Linked DNA regions of Homo sapiens: region 1 is linked to region 2. The links are chromatin loops, found by intact Hi-C in ENCODE. Cell type or tissue: endothelial cell of umbilical vein. All regions are shown on one strand. Each heading gives the region's core, and the rest is flanking DNA. Links, peaks and the distances in the headings are about the cores only. Region 1 has its middle 1.7 kb from the start of GPR173. Region 2 has its middle 37 kb from the start of FAM156A.

Evidence for each region. Peaks named below come from ENCODE experiments on the same cell type or tissue, not always from the same donor. Only the 100,000 strongest peaks of a DNase experiment are listed, where the experiment ranks them.
Region 1: it touches region 2 in a loop (8-fold over the local background); 7 of 110 quality-filtered maps call a loop at or near these places.

The regions. Positions count from the first base shown.
Region 1 is chrX:53,045,673-53,048,585 of GRCh38, reverse strand. No RefSeq gene overlaps it. Among named protein-coding and RNA genes, the nearest start is that of GPR173, 1.7 kb to the left of the region's middle. In endothelial cell of umbilical vein, for the core only: a CTCF peak has its summit at 1,161 (motif pointing left); no DNase peak of the experiment used is centred there; H3K4me3 peaks cover 523 bases; H3K27ac peaks cover 517 bases.
Region 2 is chrX:52,994,280-52,997,192 of GRCh38, reverse strand. It overlaps a transcript of FAM156A not described here. Among named protein-coding and RNA genes, the nearest start is that of FAM156A, 37 kb to the right of the region's middle. In endothelial cell of umbilical vein, for the core only: a CTCF peak has its summit at 1,279; a DNase peak (open chromatin) is centred at 1,612; H3K4me3 peaks cover 1,404 bases; H3K27ac peaks cover 847 bases.

The DNA of each region.
Region 1 (2,913 bases), core at 111-2,610, 51 kb before region 2:
GCATCAGTGGGGAGTCCGGGGCCCTAAGCTGGACCCCATCAGGCCTGTCCGTCCCCCCTCTCCTCGATTTGCACGGTCCCTGCCTCAGGGGCGGGCGGAGGAGGAGGGAGGCAGGGAGGGAGAGGGAGGGAAGGAGGAAGGCTGAGCAGGCAGGGAGACTCCCAGCTGCCAGCCTGGTCCTCCCTGGGGCGGGGCGGGGAGCGGGGGGGGGGGCGGGGGGTGCTGGCGAGGCCAGGGAGCAGCCGGCTGGCTGACTGGGTGGGGACGCTGGCGTGGCGGCTGTGCTGCCAGGACAATAGCTGGCTGGGGAAGTCAGGCTCGGGCCTTTCTGAGATGCTCGAGAGAGGCATGAGTGGAGGTGGGGAGAGATGGCCAAGAGGCTGCTGAGAGAGCAACTCACATGGGCTACAAGTGCAGAGGAGGCAGGGCATAGAGGACGCTAGGATCTGGGTCGGGACAAAGGTCCGGCGAAAGTTTCTCAAAAGCTTTGGGCTGGGAGGCATGCTTAGGGCCCGGAGAGGTGGGATTCATAAACTGATTTAGAATGGGGTTCTATGGGCATTTTCCCTGCAAGGCCTGGAGGTTGGCTGGGGGGTTGGGGTGGGAAAGGAGCGCTGCCCAACTCTGAACAGCCCCTCTCAGGATATCTCCTGTGCCATCCCCACTTTCTCGGGGCCAGCAGACAGGCAGAACCCATACTTAAAGCCATGTCCCAGGACAACAGAATAGGAGAGGTGAGGAGAACGCTTGGTAGGCAGAGATATGAAGACAAGGAAAAAAATATTTGTTTCAAATATGATTAAATTGGGACCAAATGATGCTTCAGTGGTTCCCCTAAGTTACAGCATTCAAGAATTCAAATTATCTTGATATAAGAAATTGTGTTTTATTTCCTTTCTTCCTTCATCCATTGGTTCCTTCATTTATGACAAATGGTTTTATGTTAGGCCCAGTGCTGGGCACTAACAGTACCGGGTGACTCAGACCTATGCTCTCTGCCCTTAGGAAATGCAGGCTCTGCTACCAGACTGTGGACCTGGAACCCACTTGCATCTGAATCCCCTGGAGAACTTGTAAAGTGTAGATACCCAAGCCTACCTCCCAGAAATACTAATCTAGGAGGTTTTCAGATGGGGCTTCAAAACCTGCCTTTTGACAAGGCCCTCCGGTGGTCATTTTTATGCCCACATGCTTTGGGGAGGGAGAAAAATCCATGGAAAATTAGAAAATGTTTTGGAGGCCGGGTGTAGTGGATCATACCTGTAATCCCAGCACTTTCGGAGGCCAAGGCAGGAGGATTGCTTGAGTTCAGGAGTTTGAGACCACCCGGGACAACATATTGAGACCCCGTCTTTATAAAAAATTTAAACCTTATCTGGACATGGTGGTGTGCGCCTGTAGTCCCAGTTACTTGGGAGGCTGAGGTGGGAGGATCACTTGAGCCCAGGATGCTGCAGTGAGCTGTGTTCTCACCACTGCACTCCAGCCTGGGCAACAGAGCAAGACTCTGTCTCGAAAAACAAACAAAAAAAGGCAAAACGGGCTGGGCACGGGCTCACGCCTGTAATGCCAGAACTTTGTGAGGCCAAGGCAGGCAGATTGCTTGAGCTCAGGAGTTTGAGAAAAGCCTGGCCAACATGACAAAACCCTGTCTCTACTAAAAATACAAAAATTGGCAGAACGTGGTGGTGCGCACCTGTGGTCCCAGCTACTCCAGAGACTGAGGTAGGAGGATTGCTTAAGCCCAGGAGGTCGAGGCTGCAGTGAGCCGAGATCGTACCACTCCACTCCAGCCTGGGCGACAGAGCAAGACTCTGTCTCAAAAAAAAAAAAATGGCAAAACAATAAGTCTTCTAAAATATGATGTAAGAGAATATCTTTATAACTTTGGGGTAAGGAAGGAATTAAACAAGACAAGAAGTAATTACCATAAAGGAAAGGAGTGATACATTGAACAGCATTAAAATTTAAAACTTCTGGTTATCAAAAGATACCATTAAAATAGTGAAAAGATAAGTCATAGAATTAGATAAAATATTTGCAAAGTATATATCCAGTAAAAGGCTCATATCCAGAATATACAAATAACTTTTACCAACCAATAAGAAAAAGACAGATAACCCAAAAGAATAACAGACAAGATACTTGAACAGGGACCTTGCAAAAGAGGATAGCCAACTGGCCAAAAACTTAGGAAAATGTGCTAAACCTCATTGGTAGTCAAGAAAATACAAAATGAAACCATGCTCACTAGATTGACTAAAAAGAAAAAGACAATACCGAATATTGGTGAGAATGTGGAGTGATAAGAGCTCTCATACAGTATTGATGAGAGTATAAATTGATATAGCCACTTTGGAAACTGTTTAGCAATATCTACTAAGGCGACCACGTGCATACTTCATAACCCAGCAGTTCTACTTTTAGGTATGTGCCCATCCAAAATGCATATATATGTTTACCAAAAGACATTGTGGTAATGTTCATAAAAGCACTATTTGTAACAGTGCAAACTGGAAACAACCCAAATACCATCAATAGGAGAATGAAAAATAAATTGTGGTATATTTGCACATTGGAATAGTATACATCAATGAGAAGAAATGACTTACAACTACAATATGGATGAATCCCACAAACATTACACTGAGCAGAATAAACCAGACAAAAGAATACTGTATGATTCCATACATATAAAGTTCAAAACCAGGCAAAACCAATGTATTGTGATAGAAGTCAGAATAGTGATTACCATTGGGGTCTGAGTAGGAGGCCTAAAGAGACATTCTTTCTTTCTTTTTTCTTTTCTTTATTTTTATTATTTTTTTTTTTGAGATGGAGTCTCACTCTGTCGCCCAGGGTGGAGTGCAGAGGCACCATCTGGGCTCACTGCAACCTCTGTTTTCCGGATTC
Region 2 (2,913 bases), core at 185-2,684:
GCTATCAGGGCCCTTGATCAGCTTCTTCTAAGGGTATCATCCTCTGACATGGATTTTTCTGGGGAGCAGTTGGGAGGATACCTTCTGAGTCTAAGGGATTGTCCAGGAAAGGCATATTTGGCTGCAGAGGGGCTGGAGGAGTCCCTCGGCAAAACCAGGAGCTCTTCCCTATACTTTGAGTGACCTGGGCCTCTGGCCTCTGAAAGAAGCATAGGAGCTTCTCTGCTAAAAACTTTCCCATGGCTCGCTCAGAGTAAGTCAAAGTCCTTGCCATGGCCCAGAAGGTCCTGTATAATCTGGTCCTCATTACCTTTCTGAGCTCATCTCCCACCTCTTCCAGCAACACTGGCCTCCTCACTGTGCCTCACACATGCTAGGCAGAGTTCCACCTCAACACTTTTGCACTGGTTCTTATCTCTGCCCAGAATGCTTCTCTCAGATATTCATCTCCTATTGAAATGTCAATTTCACGTTCTCAGAAAGATCTTCCTTGGCTACTCTTTCTAGATAGGATCCTCCCCTCTTCTATTTCACTACCCTGACTTTTCATTACAGCAATTACCACCACCTGACAAATTACATGCTTACATTTTTGTGCCATATGATCCCAATAGAATGTAAGCTCCACGAGGGCAGGAGTTTTTGTCTCTTTCCACACAGCTGTATTCCTAACACCTATAACAGTGCCTGGCACATACTTTGGACAGAATGAATAAATTAGCAAATGAATAAACCAATGCAAAATTCTGGTGAGAGATATAGCTAGACAGGTTGAGGATTCTGCTAGGGCACATATTCAGGTGTGACAGGATTTATTTGGCCTACTCATTCTCCTTGGGGGCCCCTGAGAGATGGCCCTTTCCCTAACAGAGCTTGAAGGTCCTGCTGTCCCTCTCACCCATTACTGACAGTCAAGGACAGACACCTGGCCCGCATCAGGCCTTCTGAGCCCAGTCAGGAGTTCCATCCCTCCTGCCCCTTGGGGGACTGTGGCTGGGTTCCCAGGCCAGCAGGCCCCCCATTAGATCTATTCTGCATTACCCAGGGAGGGACAAGTGAGCACAATGCCCAGCACGTGGTAAACGTTTGATGGTGGACGCTGCAGGAAGGTAATGGAAGTCTGCTGCTTAGGAACACTTTTCTCCTGTTCAAGATTGCAGTGAGTATACAGTCAGTTTTTGTCCTGACTTTGCCCTCTCACCCTCTGGGGACCAGCCCGGAATGGTCCATGGGTATCTGCATCCACTAGCTGTTCCTTGTTTGCACCACCAAGGGGCGCGCGGGATGGAACAGTTCTATCCTGGGATGTACCACTGAGGGGCGCAGAGGAAGGACAGTCCACTCCGCCTGTCCATTTTGGAATAATCCCTTGTGTGCGACAGCACTAAGGGTCTCTTTAAACCCACGTGTAGCATCCGCCACAGTTCCTGCCCCGTTAGGTCCGTCCCTACTCGCACCACTCGGTTCTCCCAGCCTGTTCGAGGCATCATTTTCACTTTACCTCCACCCCCTCGTTTCTACATAGTCAAATCCCGCTGGGGACCGCAAAGGGGCAAGCGATTGGCTCCAAGATGTGAAGGGCGGGGTCGAGGGCCGTCCCGGGAGGTGATTGGTTACTGCGAGAGTGCCCCGACTAAGCTTTTCCGGGGCGCGGAGTGGCTCCGGATGGACCGGCTAGCCCCTGCCTCCCTCTTCGCATCTCTGGTTCCCATTGGCCTTCAGTTTGTGACAGGCACGACGATTGCGGAGCTGAAGTTCAGGCAGCGGGAGCGAGGAGGGTGTGTGGCTTTTGATACAGTAGAGTTCTTTGGCCTACTCACCAACTGACAGTCCCAAAGGGGCTGGAGATGCCACCCCGGCAAAGTTCGCCCTAGTCATTTGCTTCACGTGAGCTCTTTCAGTCTTGTTTATCCTTAACTCGGTGACAAGCCTAGTCTGGCGCTTTTGGCACGGCACCATCGTTCCTCCCGCTACACTCAATTAATGTCCAGGGAGCGGTCTCTGAGCTTGTTTGGTGTTTGCCTAGGAAGTAATGCGGGTGAAGCAGTTTCGGGGATGTGTATCTTTAGGCATGACATCTCAGATGCTGTTTGGGTGTATTTGATCACTCTGGGCCGTTTGGGGTCCAGATTGTGTCTGAATGGGATATTTTATCTCAGTGGATTTTGTGTGCCTATGTGTCTGGATATGCCTTCTTTTCTTTTCTCTTGTTTGTTTTCAGAGTCTCACTCTGTCGCCCAGGCTGGAGTGCAGTGGCTGATCATGGCTCACTGCAGCCTCATACTCCTAGGCTCAAGCTATCCTCCCGCCTCAGCCTCCCGAGTAGCTGCGACTATAGGTGCTCACCACCATGCCCGGCTAAGTTTTTTATTTTTTATTTTGTAGATATGGAGTCTCGCTATGTTGATCAGGCTGTTTTTGAACTCCTGGCCTCAAGTGATCCTCCCACCTCGGTCTCCCAAAGTGCTGGGATTACAGACATGAGCCACCACGCCTGGCCTGGGTGTGCATCTTCTGAGCTTTTTGGACATTTGTGTCCCTGGGTGTGAGAGCTCTATGTAGGTGTCTGCACCCCAGGATGTGAAGTCTCTGAGCTGTTTGCAATTCTGGGTCCCAAGTTGTGATGTTTCCCAGCTGGTGTTGGTGAGGACAATTTTGCTTAAGGTATAAAGTATCTGAGCTGTTTGGAGGAGGGAGGGGTCTCTGCCCAGAATGTAGGTTCTCTGATTTGTCTGGGGACTTTATCTTAAGATTATGTGATGTTTCTGAGCTACTTGAACTTCTGTTTCTGTTTTGTATTAGGTTGGGAGGTGTCTGAGTGGTTTGGGGGGGGTCTCTGTCTAGGGTGTGAGATATCTGAATGGTTTTAATTTGTTTCCCAGGAGTGAGAACTTTGGTCTGTTGTGTGTGGGG